Linked DNA regions of Mus musculus: region 1 is linked to region 2. Evidence: chromatin loops called from intact Hi-C (ENCODE). Cell type or tissue: gastrocnemius. All regions are shown on one strand. Links, peaks and the distances in the headings refer to the core of each region. The heading gives the core; the rest is flanking DNA.

Region 1 (9,507 bases), core at 1,260-9,259, 160 kb after region 2:
GATTGGCATATGTCCCCACTGTGTGCTATACATGCCTACTCTGTGTATGAAGTTTCTGTATCTTTATTTGTCCCCTAGTTTCCAAGCCCCTGGTGTCTGTGTTTTATTTATTTATAATTTTATCTGTACTCAGTGTGCTTGTTTGGGGCTATTTTATTTTCTTGCTATTGCTTGGCATTGAGCCTGGGACATCATGTATCCGAGGCAAATGCTCTACCAGGATGCCACAGCCTCTGCCCTTGTTTTTGGTTTCTTTGAAATGGGTTGGGCCCTGTTGTCCAGGTAATCTCAAACTCCTTTTATACTCTGCCTCCCAAGTAGCCTGGACCATGGCTGTTCAACACAGTTGGCTGCCTAGATGTTCTCAGAGACCATGAAGCACAGCTCCTGGCCATGTGCTGTGCAAAGGCTAGACACAATGACGACAAGGATGGTGTCTTGAGTTAATGGGTGTCTTTTTGTCTGTCTCTGTCTTCCCTCCACCATTAAGCATTGCCTTTTCTCCTTTAGCTATAGAGACTCTTTATCTTGCTCTATATTAACTGTGAGATGTGAGCTTTTGGTATATTTTCTCATTTCAATTCAGCACAGATAGGCGCCAGACATTCACATGGGTTTAGAAGCCATGGATCATGGTTTGAATCTGAAATTTCCTCTACAAGCTCATGTCTTGAATATTTTTTTCCAATGTTTGAATAGTGGCACTGTTTGGGGGAGATGGGGGAACCTTTTGGTGGCAGGACCTGGCTCACAGCAGTAGGCCAGTAGGGGCCCAGCCCTTAAGTGTTACAGCCTGGCTGCTGGTTCTTTCCTCTCTGCTCTCTGTTCCACAGTGATGTAGACAGTCTATGGCAGACATTGCTGCTTCTGGGAGCTGGGCTGCTTGGCCATGTCTTCCTCTCCATGACAAGGACTCCCTAAAACTGTGAGCCAAAATAAATTCTCTCACCCCTGTTTCCATCTTGCATTCTGGTCACGGAGATTTAAAAAGCTAACTAATATGCTATGCCTTGGTGTTTCTTATTGAACCATCACAGTTACTCTTAACCTCATTGTTCCAGTTTTGAATGAAGAGAAATTTAGAAAACTTTAAAAAGAAACAAAACAGGGTTTGAGGCAAAAACCAGAAGGTTCAACCTCTTTGCCGATCCTGCTTTTACAATTGGGTAGAAAAATTGGGGTTAGGCCTCATGACTTTGCCCTTCTGCTTAGTGTGTCGACCATTGGAAGGGCCAGTCTATTGGCCTACATGATGGAATGAGTGAGCAAAGGACACATGACAATAGAGGAGAAGGAAATGTCTGTGTTCAGACAGCACTGGGCTTTCAAGGACTAAATAAGCAAAGATGGGTGAGGCCTTCTGCCTCTAGGGCCAACTGTGCTACAGTCTGTAAAGTTTATTTAGTTCTTTGAGTCTAAACCAGAATTTCTCAAACCTCAGTGTGTCTCTGAACCCCTGTAGGTCATGTTAAAATATGACTGTTTCACGAAGAAGCTGGTGTGGGATAGGGCTTGAGAATTCACACTTGGAATAAATCCCCAGTGATGGCATGGTTAGTCAAGGGACCTCTCCTCTGTAAAATAAATAAATAAATAAACAAACAAACAAACAAACAGGAAAAAATGAACATAGCAAACAAAAATCTTAAATTGTAAATTTTGGTGTCTCGTTCAAGCCATTGGGAAAACAAGCAAGCAAACAAACAAAAGGCCTTTCCCTAAAATACTTAATCTCCAACTCTCACTGCCATGTGACCATTTCTTAGAGGGAGTGGTCTGTGTTTGCTGGGCTTTCTCCAAAGCCTCTTGTAGGCAGCCATGACTCATCCTGCACACTGCAAGTATAAGGTCCCTAGGATTCCCATTAAGTACTGCCATCAAATTTCCCTCAGTCCCGTTGAACTCCTTTTTGTTTCCTCTGTAACCTAGAACCTGTGTTGTCAGGGTGACTAGCTAGAACTAAGAGTGGAATAAGCCACCATAATGCACAGGCCGGTGATGACTCTCTAGCCATTGACTGTAGAACGTGGCTTTTATCAGGGCAGCCTTAGAGATGACAACAGAAACGCCTGGTATTCATTTCTTCTTCTTTTTTTTTAACTGAAAGGGAAAAACTATAAAATGTAGACCTTGAGATGGGTCCAAGAGCTGGTAAACAATGTTCAGAGGGGAGAACATACACACACACACACACACACACACACACACACTCCTAAAAGCACATATTTACTTTTAGTAGTCCAAGGCTACTAAAACCTGGTTCATTCACTCAGCAAATAATTATTGATTATTTTCCTGGAACTGTCCTGGCGACGAGGCCAAAAGGAAGCCCTGAAAACACCAGTGTGCACTGGGTGGGAAGGAAACGAGACAGTAGCTTAGCTGAGCTTGTGCCTCTTACACAGCCTCTCTTGGACCTTATGCTTTGGCCTGGTTTTAATGCTGAACACAAACCCTGCTTGCTCTGGCAAAGAGAACCTCTCAGGATTGGCTGGTCCCTGAAAGTCACCTCTGACCTGCTTCGCTTTCATCTCGTGGAGAACAGTTCAGCCGTTGCTAAGGAGGTCCTCAGAACAGTTCAGCCGTTGCTAAGGAGGTCCTCAGAAATCATTTCTAGTTCCCTTGAAAGGTTCAGTTGCATAAGAACATGTTTAAATAAATAACATGCACTACATGGTGGTTAATATTTTACCCCTGTGTGTTATCAAAGAGCTAGACTTTCTCTTCATGAACCGTCCAAACTTAATAAGCAACTGTCTGACAAAGGCCATAAAATAATCTTAGGTGGTTTGTTTGAGTAGTTTCTCTCCAAATCATTTTTAAGGGATATCAACTCTTGGGAGCACCCGATTCCACCAGGCTGTCGTAGCCAGAAAGAAGCCTGAGAGTGTCTCAGTTTCCGTCTTTCTTGGTAAAAACTGGGCGTGTCTATGAGACAGGAGATGCCTTAAGTGAAGTATCACTTTCTTACACTCATCCAGTTCTTGCCTGAATGAAGCCATTATGCAATGAGCTCTGATTGACAGCTATGGCTAGCCACGGCTCCCACCCATTCCACACACTGGCCCCTGCTGGTGCGTGGGCACTGCTGTGTACCAAGTACTGTGAGCATTACGTATACGCTGAGGATTTGTGTACAGCGTCCTTATGACAGCAATGTTGCAAAACAAAAAAATAATGCTGTTCCTTTTAACCAAGTAGCACTCTCAAAGCCACAACCAGCTCAGAAAAGACAAAGTTGTTAGCTTCAAACCTTTTCAAAGAAAAGTTTTAATAAAAAGGTTTCTTCTCCCACCAGGGTATTACTACCCCAATGCCTGAATAACAGGCTGGATTTCGTGTGGATTAATAACAATAAAAAAATAACGCTCATACCTCAACATCTCTATAATTATCATCCACCAAGAAATTGTCCTGGGAGCATACACATCTGTAGTAAGAACTGTGTGGAGGATGCTCCTCCAACTGTGCAGACCCACCTGTGGGTCCCAACACCATGCTGCATCATGACAACGCAGCAAGGACATCATGGTGTAACCATCGTTTCTACGTAGGCACCTGCACAAGCCCTGAGTGCACATTGCTCTTCTCTACCACATGAACTGGGACAACTGAGCTTTGGGGCCTGGGAGAACAGTTCTTTACAGAGTCTGTCAGCACTGGTGTGAAAAGCTAATCTTTATGCTGACCAGCTTTTCAAAACAATCACAGACTGTGTGTGTGTGTGTGTGTGTGTGTGTGTGTGTGTGTGTGTGTAGTGTGTATGCTTGTGTGAGTACTTGTGTGTGTGTGTGTGTGTGTGCTTATGTGTATGGTGTGTGTGTGTGTGTGTGCTTGTGTGTGTGGTGTGTGTGTGGTGTGTAAATGCTTGTGTGTATGCTTGTGTGTGTGCTTGAGTGTGTGGAGTGTGTATGCTTGTGTGTGTGCTGTGTGCGTGGTGTGTATGTGGTGTGTGTGTGTGGTATGTGTGCTTGTGTGTGTGGTGTGTTGTGGTGTGTGTATGCTTATGTGTGTGCTTGTGTGTGGTGTGTGTGTGTGCTTCTCTCTGTGTGTGTACGCTTATGTGTGTGGTATATGTGTGGTGTGTGTGTGTGTGTGTGGTGTGTGTATGCTTGTGTGTGTGCTTGTGTGTGTGCTTGTCTGTGTTTGGTGTGTGTGTGCTTGTGTGTGTGGTGTGTGTATGCTTGTGTGTGTGGTGTGTGTATGCTTGTGTGTGTGCTTGTGTGTGTACTTAGGTGTGCTTATGTATGTGCTTGTGCATGTGTGTGTGGTGTGTGTGCACTCTCATGTGTATGCATATACTTCTTTGGAGGAAGAAGACAAGAATTACAGTTCAGAAATTAGATAGCACACAATGAGTTATCTAGTTTTCTCCAAGGAAAATGCCAAGCGGTCTCTTTGAAGCTCTCCCTGATGATATGACCCTATGTACACACCCTAAGCTTCACTGTTTGGTTCATGATGCTTTTTACTCCCTATTGCTCCATGTCCCTTAGAGAACCATCCCTCTCCTGCTCAATTTCATACAAAGGTTCCTAGGCAGAACCCAGGGGCACATTCATAATCTTCAAGTCATTACTCTTCACTGAATACAAAGTTAAATTCGTTTATCTCTATCTACACTGAGAAAAGGACGGAAATTAAGCAGGAGAGGCAGCACAATGCCTTCCAGAATGGTGAATGCAAGGTCAAAGCTTGCTGTAATTGAGTTTAAAAAAAATAATAAACCCCAAATAACTGGAAACAAAAATATGCCTCCTCTGCAGAATACAGAGCGGCTAGAAGTCTTCATCAAATGTTTCAATGCACACAGTAGTCAGCTGTGCTGGTATGCTTGAGATGCTGTGAGATGCCCTGTAGCTCATAAATACAGAAAAGGGACAGTTTCCATAGTAACTAAGTGCTCTTTAATGAATACCAAAGAACCAGAGCTCAAAGGAGAGCCTTAAATTGCCAGACCACGAGTTGCTGCTGCTCCTGCAGACCTGCAGGCAGCTCACATTCCCCTTTCTCTGATCAGAGTTTTAACAGGTTGGCCATTTTGACTGATCTCTGTTTCAACCATATGACACCTTAAAATTCTGTTTCAATATCACATGAAACCCACACTCTTGATTTCTTCTCTATAAGCTAAGTACCAGAATATTCTACCCCAAAAAAGGCCAAACAACTAGATAAAGGGCTATGTCCTTAACTCTAAAGCTTTGACCGGAGCAGTGAAGCACAGGGCACACACTTCTGTCACAAGAGATAGACACAGGCTCAATGAGCTGTCAAACTGAATACAGGGGACTCTTCATTTCCAAAGCAGAAAAAAAAAAGTTGATAATGTTCTCTTTGCACTAAATGCAGCCTTTTTTTTTTTTTAAATGTGCAATGACACAGAGGAGGTATTGCAGTTGGTTTTGCAGGGACTTTTTCTTTACAGGCTTGTTATGTCTAAGGTCATCTTTCATCAGGATTTCCTACCTTTCCCCTCATACGCCCACTCCCAGTCCTCTCTCGAGATCCATCAGCACACTGATGTCAGTGCCTCACTCTTGGAACCATGCAGCTTCTATAGATTTACAAAACAAGCAGCAGAAGGAGAAAAGTGTGGATGCCCGGCTTTTCTTTCTCCTGACCTCCTTTGGTGACATTAATGAAACCCGGTTTTAGGGCAGCAGGCTATGTGGCAAGCACACTGTTTTCTACGTGCCGTTAATAACCAACAGGAATAACAAACACACAGAAACATCTAGGTACCATGTAGCCCCCAGAGCGTTAGCAATCGCTTCCTCTCTCAGGAGGCTGCCTCCTTACATAACCAGCAGATCGGGCAGCCCAGTGCGGGTTGTGGGCGCCCCCTTCAGGATATGGGATTCAATGCACATTGCCGTCTTCTGTCATTTATGCTAAAAGCATTTGAGGAATTTTGCAGTAAAACATCTAGTGTCTAATTATATGTTAAAACAGAAATCATATATAACACTGGACTGTAACTAATGTTAAAATCACCATCGTAGGATAAATCCATTTCTTCCCTTGATTAAATAATTCTTTTCCACAAGGCTAACTTTGTGAACATTCAGCTCAGTCTATGACAGACACAATTCACATTGGAGGCCATCTGGCTGCCTTCTCTTCTTTCTTCAGGCAGCCTGGACGCCTGCTCCTCCCCCGTGCTTGAGTTTACTCTGCCTCAGCTTCAGTTCGACTCTCGGGTACGGATCCTCTGCCCACTCTCATCCCACGTGACGTGACAGTACACCTCCCTCTGGCCTCATGCAGGACCGCTCTGCTCTGAACCTCTCAAACAGTATTTTTGTTTGTTTGTTTTTTGTTTTTCGAGCCAGGGTTTCTCTGTATAGCCCTGGCTGTCCTGGAACTCACTTTGTAGACCAGGCTGTCCTCGAACTCAGAAATCCTCCTGCCTCTGTCTTCCGAGTGCTGGGATTAAAGTCGTGTGCCACCACGCCCGGCTTCATTTTTTTAAAATTTTTTATTAGGTATTTTCTTCATTTACATTTCAAATGCTATCCCAAAAGTCCCCTATACCCCTCCCCCCCCCACCCTGCTCCCCTACCCACTCACTTCCACTTCTTGGCCCTGGCGTTCCCCTGTGCTGGGGCATATAAAGTTTGCAAGACCAAGGGGCCTCTCCTCCCAATGATGGCCAACTAGGCCATCTTCTTCTACATATGCAACTAGAGACACAACAATGAGAGGTACTGGTTAGTTCACATTGTTGTTCCTCCTATAGGGTTGCAGACCCCTTCAGCTCCTTGGGTACTTTCTCTAGCTCCTCCATTGGGGGTCCTGTGTTCCATCCAATAGATGACTGTGAGCATCCACTTCTGTATTTGCCAGGCACTGGCATAGCCTCACAGGAGACAGCTATATCAGGGTCCTGTCAGCAAAATCTTGCTGGCATATGCAATAGTGTCTGGGTTTGGTGGCTGTCAAACGGTATTTTTAACACATCCCTTCTGAGAGTAAACTATCTCATCTTATATTCCCTCTCCTCTTCCTGGACCAAAGGAAGGACCAGTATAGCCTGGACTCTCAGAACCTGTCTCCAAGGCGAAACAGCCCAGAGTGCGTTTGAGAGCACAACAGGAGAGCAGTTCTCTTCACGCTCCAGCTACTTCTGCTTGAGAAACAGCTCTCAGCCTCAGAAGTCAAAGTCTGCTTCAAGAGAACGAAAGGAGTCCAGCAGGGCATCCTCTCTCACGCTTGGAAAAATCTCATTTTTACGGATACATCTCTGCATCCTGTTACTATTGAAGGATCCTGTACAATAATTAAGAGCAAACTTTATATGCCCCAGTACAGGGGAACGCCAGGGCCAAAAAGGGGGAGGGGGGGTAGGGGGTTGGGGGGTGGGTATGGGGGACCTTTGGAATAACATTGAAAATGTAAACGAGGAAAATACCTAATTAAAAAAAAAGAATTAAAAAAAAAGAGCAGAGTGAGGGGATGCCCCCCTTGACTTCCTCCGAAGCACAGCTGTCACTGAAGGCAATCTTCCCAGTGTCTCCCAGCCACTGCCAAATCCCTCCTGCCTCCTGAGCCATGTGGAAGGCCGCTCTCTTCCACTTTGCCCAACCACATTCTCCGACATGCTACTGGGCTGAGCTTGACCAAGCTCAAGTTCCAAAGTACCTTTTCAAACATAAGCCTAGGGCATAGCACCTCACTTCTTAAGTTTGCCTTGTATGCAGCAACTTCCTCTCCAAGCGTGCCATACAGAAGGGGCAGATGCTGGCGCATAGCTATGCCTGGCAAAGACTGCACCAGCCAGGTACCCAGCACAGCATCAACTGTGTGGCACCACATCTGCCACATTCACTCTTCATGACTAATGCAAAGTGAGGCTTTTGTATTATTTGTTTCCGAAACCTGTGGCTAGGAAGGAGAAAAAAACGTCAGAAAGAAAAGCACAATGACGACATTCTCCAAAAGACTTGAATATGATTCCTTAACACTGGCAAAGAGATTAAAAGCAAAGGCAGAGAAATTGTCCCACCTCAGGCAGCCTCAGGACACATGTTGATGAAATCTACTACGGGATCCTGGAACAGAAATGAATGCTGGGTAAGAGCTAAGCAAACCTGAATGAAGGATGGGCTCTAGCTACTGATATAGCAATAGTAGTTCATCGACTCTGACAGTAGTGGCACTCTATCAGTTGACAATAGTGGGATAAGGCTGTGGGGACCAAGGGGGTTTTCTCTGCCATCATCGGAACCCTTATTCCTTTTTAAAAATGCACCTCAACATTATCAGAAAGTAAAGGAAGACTATGCCACGGCACTGTGAGCCGGTGTGCAGAACTCACTAGGATTCAGTGTGCAGGGTAGGAAGAGGTAGGAGGTGATGATGGAGAGCAATTCTCCATCTCTAAGGACAGTAGAGAGCTGAGGATGGTGTGTGCAGCCAGGCTAAAAATATTGTAGTGCATCAGAAATGTCCCAGCTAGGTCATCTGCATACATTTTGACTGGGAATAGAGAGTCCAACTGAGTACCTTTCTCATAATAAGCAGGCCAAGAATAGAGAACGCGGGTGTTGGCATCAACCTAGATACTCCTGCTTCTCCTTTTGTATGTGAACTATGCAAACCATTCTTTCTCGTTGTTTAAATGATCATCCAATCCCTTATTCCATGAAGCCTCCTCTCCAACAATCCCCTCTCTTTTTTCTCCATAGTCTACAAATTTTGCATGTTAGTGCAAAATTCGTATGGTGTATGAGAGAAAAAATTCACACAGAATTTAAAATGTCAAATAAAAGTTCCAAAGAGGACTGGGCCTGGTCATTAGCTTGATAATATTTTTTCTGCCTTCAATGGGATAACAAAAGCAGAGAACGTGGAAAGATCTGTGGGTTTCTGAGAGGCTGTGGGAGTCAGCACAGCAGAATCCCTGTGTATTTGCCTGCCTGCTCAACACAGGGGAAGGAACTGAGCATAACCAAGTGCAAATACTCAGCAAAGCCCAACAGCAGCCAAACTAGAAGGATAAGGTCATCATAGCAATGCATCTTAACCGCCCCCTTCCAAACCATGTTTCCTAGCAAGCTCTTTTCAAACTCACTATGTATCCAAAGACAGTCGTGAATTTCTGATTCTCCTGCCTCTAACTCCCAAATTCTGAAATTACAGGTATGGGACATTGCATCTAGTATATGCAGCAACGTTGTATCTAGTGTATGCAGCAACACTGTATCTAGTGTATGCAGCAACATTGCATCTAGTGTATGTAGCAACATTGCATCTAGTGTATGCAGCAACATTGCATCTAGTGTATGCAGTGCTGTGGTTTGACCATGGGGCTTCCTCCATAAAGCAAAGGCTATCAACAGGATTAGTTTAGCTTATAAAATATGTCCACATAAGTTGCTTCATGGTAATCTTCCAACCTGTGTTGCTTTCCATTGCTTCGGGCACTGGGATAGTCATGATAAGCAGAACTGGATTGAAAGCAGGGGAGTGATCAGGAAGACTTGGTAGTGCTAGCACATATGT
Region 2 (9,507 bases), core at 979-8,978:
TTTACCTCTTTAACTTTCATAAGTTTTGGATTGGCCAGCTGCTAAGGTATAACATCTGTTCTTCACTTTCAAAATCTGCCAAGTAAAAACTAAAAATTCCTTTGAAATGTGAAATTTCCAAGGTTTACACCTAATTTCTACCATGGTGGCATTATGCTAAGAATGAGAAAAAAGATTGCTTATTTCAGATCTTATATTTAGGTCATATGGATGTACAAGATTTGGTGTGTCTTATAAGGAAAGCAAAAACACATTTTTTATTAGATATTTTCTTTATTTACATTTCAAATGTTATCCCCCTTCCCGGTTTCCCCTCCAAAAACCTCCTATCCTCCCCCCTCCCTCCTCACCAACCCACCCACTTCTGCCTCCTGGCCCTGGCATTCCCCTATACTGGGGCATAGAACCTTCACAGGACCAACGTCTCTCCTCTCATTGATGACCGACTAGACCATCCTCTGCTACATATGCAGCTAGAGCCATGAGTCTCACCATGTATTTTCTTTGGTTGGTGGTTTAGTCCCAGAGAGCTCTAGGGGAACTGTTTAGTTCATGTTGTTCCTCCTATAGGGCTACAAACCCCTTCAGCTCCTTGGGTCCTTTTTTAGCTCCTTCATTGGGGACCCCACACTCTGTCCAATGGATGGCTATGAGCATCCACTTCTGTATTTGTCAGACACTGGCAGAGCCTATCAGGAGACAGCTATATCAGTCTCCTGTCAGCAAGCTCTTGTCGGCATCCACAATAGTATCTGGTATTGGTAGTTGTTTATAGGATGGATCCCCAGGTGGGGTAGTCTCTGAATGGTCATTCCTTCAGTCTCTGCTCCACACTTTGTCTCTGTAACTCCTTCCATAAGTATTTTGTTCCCCGTTCTAAGAAGGATCAAAGTATCCACACTTTGGTCTTCCTTCTTCTTGAGTTTCATGTGTTTTACAAATTGTATCTTGGGTATTGGACCCTCTAGGCTAATATCCATTTATCAGTGAGTGTATATCTTGTGTGTTCTTTTGTGATTGGGTTACGTCATTCAGGATCATATCCTCCAGATCCATCCATTTGCATAAGAATTTCATAAATTCATTGTTTTTAATAGCTGAGTAGTACTCCAATGTGTAAATGTACCACATTTTCTGTATCCATTCCTCTGTTGAGGGATATCTGAGTTCTTTTCAGCTTCTGACTATTATAAATAAGGCTGCTATGAACATAGTGGAGCATGTGTCCTTATTACATGTTGGAGCATCTTCTAGGTATATGTCCAGGAGTGGTATTGCTGGATCCTCTGGTAGTACTATGTCCAATTTTCTGAGCAACTGCCAAACTGATAACAGAGTGGTAACATAACTATGTAGATAAAATAAGCAGTCTAACTTTTATTTATTTATTTTTATTTTTATTTTTTTATTTGTTTGTTTGTTTGTTTGTTTTTTGAGACAGGGTTTCTCTGTGTAGCTCTAGCTGTCCTGGAACTCACTGTATAGACCAAACTGGCCACGAACTCAGAAATCCACCTGCCTCTTCCTCCCAAGTACTGGGATTAAAGGCATGTGCCACCACTGCCCAGCAAGCAGTCTGACTTTAAGGTTGGCTTGTCAGCATTCATTCCGATACAGAAATTTACAGTATAATTATAATTGTAGTTTTACACGAGCACATGAACCATCTGTGGCATGGTATACATGGACTAACCTAGAGTCAGTCTGTGTGGCTAACAGACCTGCACTGCCAAAGTAAGGATGTATTCAACACTGTTGCATTTCTTTCAGCATACCTGCCAAGAAGATACTGTCAGGATCAATGAAATAATTGATGTAGTATAGTGATGTGTTTTTATAAACTATCTGTAAAATATTGGTTTGTATTCATCAAGTGGCATAGTATTATATGCAAGATATATATCTGTTTATCTTTCCTTCAGAAAGGTGATTTTCTTATTTTCTGGTAGAATTTTTGAGGACTTTTTAGAAGGCAATTAATTACATCTGTGATTCTTAATCTCTAATGTTTGGATGAATTAGAGAATTAAAAATGAAGTGGGATCCTGGGTTATAATATTCTAGACATATACTTCCTTCTGTGTAATGAAATATAGTGGCTCAACATATGAGAACTAAATTCAAAAAATATGTACACTGTGTAGCTTCACATAGTTGACTACATATGCATCTACTAACATTGTAGCTACACATAGTAGACTGCATATGCATGTTCTAACAATGTAGCTACACATGCTAGACTACATGTGCATGTACTATTTATACTACTCATTTCTGGACAATTTCCAGGTTTTACTAGTAGTTCTTTATATAGTTCTACATTAATTGAGGTGATGGTAGACATGTCTGAATAGAATAAGGAATAATGCTTTGACTTGTTAAAAATGTATCAACAATCCATATATGTTGGCATACTGCTATTTCCAGCACATAGGAGACTGGGCAGCATGGTTGTAAATTTGAGGTCAGTCTGGCCTATATAGTGAGTCCCATATCAAAAATAAAAGTGCAAATGGTGCTAAATATATATCTTTATGTGAAACTAGAAATATTTTGAAAACAATTGAACATAGGACTAATAAAATGGAACTGAAGCTTCCTCAATAATCACAGATTATTCTCTGCATTACCAGGTGAAAGTAGAATCATTTGGTCATCATTGTGGTCCATCTCTGTATGTGTCAATTCTCTTTGCCTTAAATTAGTCTCCCACCACGTAAAGTACCTTCCTGAGTCTTCTGTGCTCCTCTCTGCCAGAATTCCATCATCCATCTGCATCACTTACTATCTCAGTGAGAAAGTACCTGAAAGCCTTCCAGGGAGGCCTTGCTTTGCATTGTCCAGAGAGAAGTAACGCTCAGATGGAAATGGCTGCATCCAGACTCTAACAAACTATCCAAGCAATGACAAGGCAGAGCAACAGGGTCCTGGGGCTCTTCCCATGCAGTCTCTACCAGGAACTTGGGATGTACCTTTCTGACAGTTTTCATCCACCAGCATGTCCCAGGTGCTTTGATCAAAAGTTTCACATCCCATTTATTTCTTTGAGAATTCTCTGCTCAGCCCTCTCCCTGCTTACATTCCTCCTGCCAGGAAACTACAAGTGTCAGGGTTTCCCAAGAGTTTCTAAGCAGGAAACATTCACTTAAGAGAATCTAAATCATAGACTTCCCACTTTGTTCAAATATATTTGGATTCATATAGTAAAGATTTTTATTAGCCAGGCCCCATCCAGGCAAAATCCTGATAAAGATATCAGATGAGTGCTTTTCAGCCCCCATCCTTTCTGAGCGAGTGCAAGCACCTGCTGTACTCTTAAATCTAAATTTCCTCATATATAAGGTAGATATTTTATTTCATTTATGTTTTCCAAACTGTTTTAAAGGCAAAAAATATTATTTTACACTGTAACTCAATGTACAATACATACATACATACATACATACATACATACATACATACATACTTAGGAGACAGAACTGTAGGAGATGCATACAATATTCAAGTTGAACTCTGATTTGTTTTTTCATTTTTTAAAATGCTGATCAAGAGCTGAGATGACTTGGTAGTTAAGTTGTCTGTTTTTCTGACTTCCTGAGTTTGATTCCCAGCACTCACATCAGGTGGCTCACAACCACCTGTCACTAAAGTTCCGGGAGAATCTCACGTCTCTGGTTCCTGTCTCTGAAAGCACCAACACTCACTCACACACACACACACACACACACACACACACACACACACACACACTCACCATAAAAATTATAAAATAAGTAAAGTGTTGATCAATTGCTAGTCAGTTGTTTTCAAAACTCATGGCTGACATTTCAAAAAACATCAGATGACTTTAAATAAATCTGTTTTGTTTCTGTAAGTCTGTGATATTTTTCTTTATTCCTATAATGAAATTGTTATTTAATAGTAAGAAGCTTCTATTCTGTCAATAACAGTGAGCTATTTGTAGATTTTTATGGTTTTGATAGTGGGAAAGTGAATACTGAAAAGGAACCAGACTGGAGCTGTGTGAATGTTAATGCGAAAGGTAGAGTCTCTCTGAAAAACAGGAAACTTCATCTACGAAGCAATACCATACCTTTTGTGACAATGGTCGGGTTTTGTGTGGAAAGCTTTGGAAGTTTTAGAAAGATGTGAGAGAATTGTTCTCTGTATGCGTTTCTCATTCTTTCTAAACTGTCCCATGCAGTACTTAGCACACACTGTATGATCCGTCCCTTCTCTCTTGCTCCAGGCTTGGCTTCTCAGCTATCCCATGATCAGTGTCAGACATCACCTTCAGGGCCTTCTTTCTACTTGCAAACCTCTTTCTTAACACACATCAGCTAGGCAAGGAGACCTCTGACCCTTCCTAAGTTGTCTCGAATCTGTGCCCCTTGCCTCTATTTGCATTAGTTTTCTCCTAACAGTGTGCTGTCTAGTGTTTTACTGCTGCCCCCTAACATCTCCCCTCTGGCAATGGGAGAGAAACACACACACACACACACACACACACACAGGTCAGTCGGGACTTTTATCTGATCAGATCACTGTTGTCTTATAAGCATCTACAGATGCCTGGTATTCATTAGGATCTTAGTTAAAGATCTGAACTTGAATATTTGAATCTCTCACTATTTCAAATAAACACACATACGTGTGTGTGTGTGTGTGTGTGTGTGTGTGTGTGTGTGTGTGTGTGTTAACTTAGGACACTCCCATGACTCCTAGTAAAATGATATCAAATTTGCTTTGTGTTCAGAGACAGATTTCTAACTTGCATAATCGGTGTGATAACTTTGCTTATCGGCTGTTGTTTTTAATATGTCTGTGTTGCTTCCAAATTTATGTTAGGATGTAACCTTTTACTGTAATGTTACACTTGATAGGGTTATTCTTAGCAACAATGAGCAGGTGATTGCTTTATATAAAGAAAGAAGGAATTAATTTCCTGCCATGCATGCTAACTTTATGGACCTCATTGTGTATTTTCCCTTGCTGGTGCTTCAGTTGTGTCTTTTTAAAGAGATCTTCTTTTGACTGTTTACCATTACTTTAAAACAAAGTTCAAAAGAAAGGGTTAATGTAAGCTTTCATAAGACCTGGTCAAAATCTGGTTATAACTTGAAGACTGTATCTCTTGCCTACATCTGAGGAGTGTGAACAGCTGAAGAGAAACTACTAAGGGAAAGTTTTACTAGAATTTTGCCCACATATTACCACTCTGAGAGGCCTAACTCCTTCCACCCAATTAGTCACATTCTCAGGCTCTGTACATGCCAGTGAGAGGGGGAGGGGGAGAGAGCAGCAGCAGCTACAAGCGAGACCCCAGGCCAGAACCCGAGTTGCGCCTTGGCACCAGAACTACGGTGCCGCCCCCTCCAGCCTCTGATTGGCGGCGAGCTCAGCATCAGCAGCATCTCCCAGCGAGGGAGGGCACCCGGGCTAGCAGCTCCAGCCTCCGGGATCCTCTTCTCCCCTGGGTGACACTTCGGACTTCCACCGTGAACAGCCGCTTCTCTTGACAGCTTTCCTCCTGACCCCTCCCCAGCAAAGCCAAGGTGCCAGCCACAGCCCGGGAGGCAGGGACGGGAACCCTAGGGTTCCGCGGAACCAGCCCGTCCCGGACCGCAGCGGTTTCCGCTAACCAGCCGCCAAAACGCCTCGTATCTTGTACCGCGGGAAAAGCGGGTCCTCCACCAAGATGGGCCGGCAGGGCCTAGGGGGCACGGGTGCTGCAGGGCGCTCCATGCAGCGCTCTCAGAGCCGGAGCAGCCTCTCTGCCTCTTTTGAGGCTCTAGCTGGCTATTTTCCTTGTATGAACTCCCTGGAAGAAGATGAAGGAGGTGAGGACCCTGTTCGTTCCCACCCTTCTTGGACTGTGTCTGTTATAGATCACTTGGGTTCCGTGGTGGTGGGAGGGTTGGCCTCAAGTGAGAACTCCAAATAGCCCCCGCTGCTCGACCTGTGCCTGGGAAACCCGTAGAGTACCTGCCGAGAATCACTGTTTGTGGGTTGTTCACGGAGCTCCACAGGCTCTCCTGGGAAATAGTTGTTCTAGTGAGTGTTAATTATGGAGCACTTGGGAGCTGAATGAGCATGTAGACTGGGTGGGAGTCAAGCCGAGCCTCCTATGTGTCCTCCTCCCGTTTTTCTTTTGTTTACGTCCTAAGTCTGCAGTCTTGGTGTCAGCATATAGTCTGAAGGACAGAAATGCTGGGAAACTGGGGAGGACCGCTGCAGTAAAACTTTATGTGTCCCAGCCTGTGACAGCCAAGATCTGGATGCGGAGTTTAGGGAGGCTGTGTGCTGGACAGGTCCAAGGCGGACACTAAAGGCGCATTTGCACTGTGTTACTCGGAGTTTGTTCCCCAGCTGCGGAGTGCGATTCTGGTTGTCTGTGCTGTTCAGTGGTGCCTGTGTAACTGGCTCTGTTAAACTTTTCACTGAGAGATTTGCAGGCCTTCATAAAGTTTTTAATAACAGATCCTGTTTTTCCTTGATGAAAAACTCTTATAAGATTTTGCAGCCAACACTGAAAATTTGTCAATTAATGAAAATAATGTAGAAATAGTGTTCTTTGCAAACTGTGTCCTTCCTTAGGCCTATACCTAACACTATTGTATACAATTAATTAAGATTGCTTTTCTTTTATTCTGTGACAATGATTTCTCACTAGAAATTTGCCCTAACCCTAGTTTATTAGAAATTAATTACCTGCTTTAAGAACAGGTGAAAATAAAAACTTTACATATTTGCTCTGGAGGAGGGACAAAGTAGCCACAGGACAATTCAGTTTTCAGACTGAATCACTGTAGCTACCCCAAGTTTCTTCTGGCTCATTGTTGCAATATTAATTTCATATAAATAAGACTCATAAATAGAGATATAACAATAAGATAACTCACTATTTAGACATAACTTTTGATTTTCATATTTTGTTTTTCTGTTTTATACATTTACTTTTGCCTATTTTCCTACAAAAATTTATTAAAAATTCTAGGGAATGTCTAAAAGTCAAACAGTTAAAAGTGGTCAAAGTGAGTAACTGGACAGCCATAACTGTAGCTGGGTTTAGAATTCCTTACTCGCAGGCACTGCTGAGGTCCTACAGTGTTTAGCCTTGAGGACCCATAGCTTTTATTAGCCCTGTTTCACAAACAAAGATACTGAGGCATAAAGACATTCAAAAACTTTCTCAGCCAGCTGTCACTGTAGTCAGCACTCTAGAGTCTGGAGTCACAAACACTGCCATCTACTCAGGGTTTACTCTACTAACCTAGTAAGTATGGAAGCTACAATTCAAAGTTAGGTGTGCCTGAAAATACATGTAGTTAAATAAAACATAGACTGTTGCAGGTTTACTTCTAAGCATATTTAGTACCAAGTCCTCAAACTTGAGTTTACTTCATATAAGCTATCATCATTCGTAAGTGATTGTTAGAATTTAGGGGTTTACAAAATACCACCCTAAAAGCATTTTTGAGATAGTAAGACAAGCTTCAACAAAATGTGAAGATTTTTCAAAATTGAAAGTACACTCACTTATCTGTGCCTCATACTGGCAAATCTAAAAAGGAAGTTTCTACATATACACATGAGTAACTGGAACAGATTTCTATGTCATAATCTTGCTTCTTGAGTTGCTAATACAAAATGTTCCACAAGGAAGGTAGCATTTTTAAATGCCCCCTATATGCCTCTACTTTGTAACAAGGAAGCTCTCCACAGATGAATTCTTCCCTGGTCTGTCATCAACTTGCAGCCAAGAGAAATGGGCCTAAGCTTCCCTCTTTGGTTTCCTGGCTCTTCTTTTACCCTATCAGCATCTCCCACAGGTCTGTGAGGCTCAGAACCCCTGTCCAGAGCAGGGTTTCTCGGCAATGTCTGTTCTTTTAAGCCTCCCGTGCAGACCACATGAAGTTCGTGTAGGCAACATGCTTGGAAGCATTATTATAGTCATAACTGTGAAACCTGTTCTCCCTCACAAGAAAGGGAAATCATTATTCAATGGAAATGGTAGTCTGCTAATCTCTGATGGACCAAATTATCTGATAGCTGTCACAGCTAGCATTTTCCTTCCTCGTTAGGATTAAAGAAGGGTCCCTGAGAGAGTGTGTAAATGCTGACTGGGTATCAGTAACACGAGTTTCTAATCATCTCATACAAGAGCATCCTGCACATATATGAAAATTGTTTGTCCAGACTCCTCCCCTAGTAAAGAATAGAGTTTAGATCTAAATCCATAATGTGGGCCAGAGTTTATACTGCTGTGTAAAGTGTTTTAAGTGCTATTTCATAACAGTTGTATTATAGCTCCTTGTAGGAATCTATGGTCTTGAAAACCAAGCACAATAATAATAGTTGCCATTAATTGAGCAGCCTCTATGTATTCCTTTCTTTTATTTCATAGAAATTCTTCAAGGGGATTATTTTTGTTGTTTTACTCTAGTGAAAATATAGAAGTTAAACACATTGCTTACAGGTAACAAAACTCAAGTGTTACTGACTCGAGTCTGTGTTGACGGGATGTTTCTGTAAACAACGTAAGTTAATTCCCTATATAGTCTTGTCTTTGTCTTATCTTTTCTGCATACTTTGTGAGTTTGTTTTTTCCATCCTTTCCCTTGGATATATTCAAGAAAGATGTTCTCCACATCTACGGAGTTATTTTAAATAAAAGTGATAGCACTACTACTTTTCCTGTTATTTAACAATTTATAAATTGCATTCACTTATTTAGCATTGATCTGTATTTGAACACGTTATATTTTCATTGTGTAATATATTTGGTTCTAACACTGACTCTTTCTGATACAGACCATTAGTATATATAGGATATTTGAATATTTCAGGCACTTACAAGAATGTAGAGACTATTTTAAGACAATGTTTCCATTTGTAATTATAGAAGCAACTCTTCAACTTTCCACCCATTGGTTCCAAGAAAAAAAAAATGTTGTGTGGCAAAGTTGCTAGTGATTGAGGGTCTCCCAAAGGCCGTCTACATGTCCCATGTGGTGGTAAGCTCATGGACCTTGTTTAGTTATACATAAACTATGTGAAAAAGTTTACTTCCCCAATAGTTTACACCCAGCCACATCTGATTGAAATATAATTTGGCAACCATACACAAGAGATCCTGTCAATTTAACAAAAAAATAACTAAGTAAATTAGCATTTAATTCCTTCTACATGCCAGCCAGTTGAAAATTAAATTGTAAGAAAGTCTTTAAGAGGCTGGAGTGATGACTCAGTGGTTAAGAGCACTGATTGCTCTTCCAGAGGTCATGAGTTCAATTCCCAGCAACCACATAGTAGCTCACAACCATCTGTAATAGGATCAAATACCCTCTTCTGGTATGTCTGAAGACAACTACTGTGTACTCAAATACATAAAATCTTAAAATAAACAAACAAAAAATCAGCAAAGAAATGAAAGTAGCTTAAAAACTCTAAAAATCTGAGGGAAAATGATCTGCATATGATAGTGAGGCTGTGAAGGATTGTTGA

Evidence for each region. A loop is a pair of places that touch in the nucleus more often than their neighbours do. Peaks named below come from ENCODE experiments on the same cell type or tissue, not always from the same donor. Only the 100,000 strongest peaks of a DNase experiment are listed, where the experiment ranks them.
Region 1: a loop joins it to region 2, with 2.1 times the contacts of the local background. A loop is called at or near these places in 9 of 42 quality-filtered maps.

What each region holds. Positions count from the first base shown.
Region 1 is chr15:39,811,423-39,820,929 of GRCm38, forward strand. All of the region lies in intron 7 of Dpys (dihydropyrimidinase), which reads right to left. Gm16291 (predicted gene 16291) reads left to right here. Exons shown (of 3, transcript NR_045788.1): 3 at 1-955. Among named protein-coding and RNA genes, the nearest start is that of Gm16291, 19 kb to the left of the region's middle. In gastrocnemius, for the core only: a CTCF peak has its summit at 5,851 (motif pointing left); DNase peaks (open chromatin) are centred at 5,832, 6,159, 7,122 and 7,524; H3K4me3 peaks cover 312 bases; H3K27ac peaks cover 334 bases.
Region 2 is chr15:39,654,087-39,663,593 of GRCm38, forward strand. All of the region lies in intron 22 of Rims2 (regulating synaptic membrane exocytosis 2), which reads left to right. Among named protein-coding and RNA genes, the nearest start is that of Dcstamp, 87 kb to the right of the region's middle. In gastrocnemius, for the core only: no CTCF peak of the experiment used is centred there; DNase peaks (open chromatin) are centred at 5,371 and 6,304; H3K4me3 peaks cover 1,128 bases.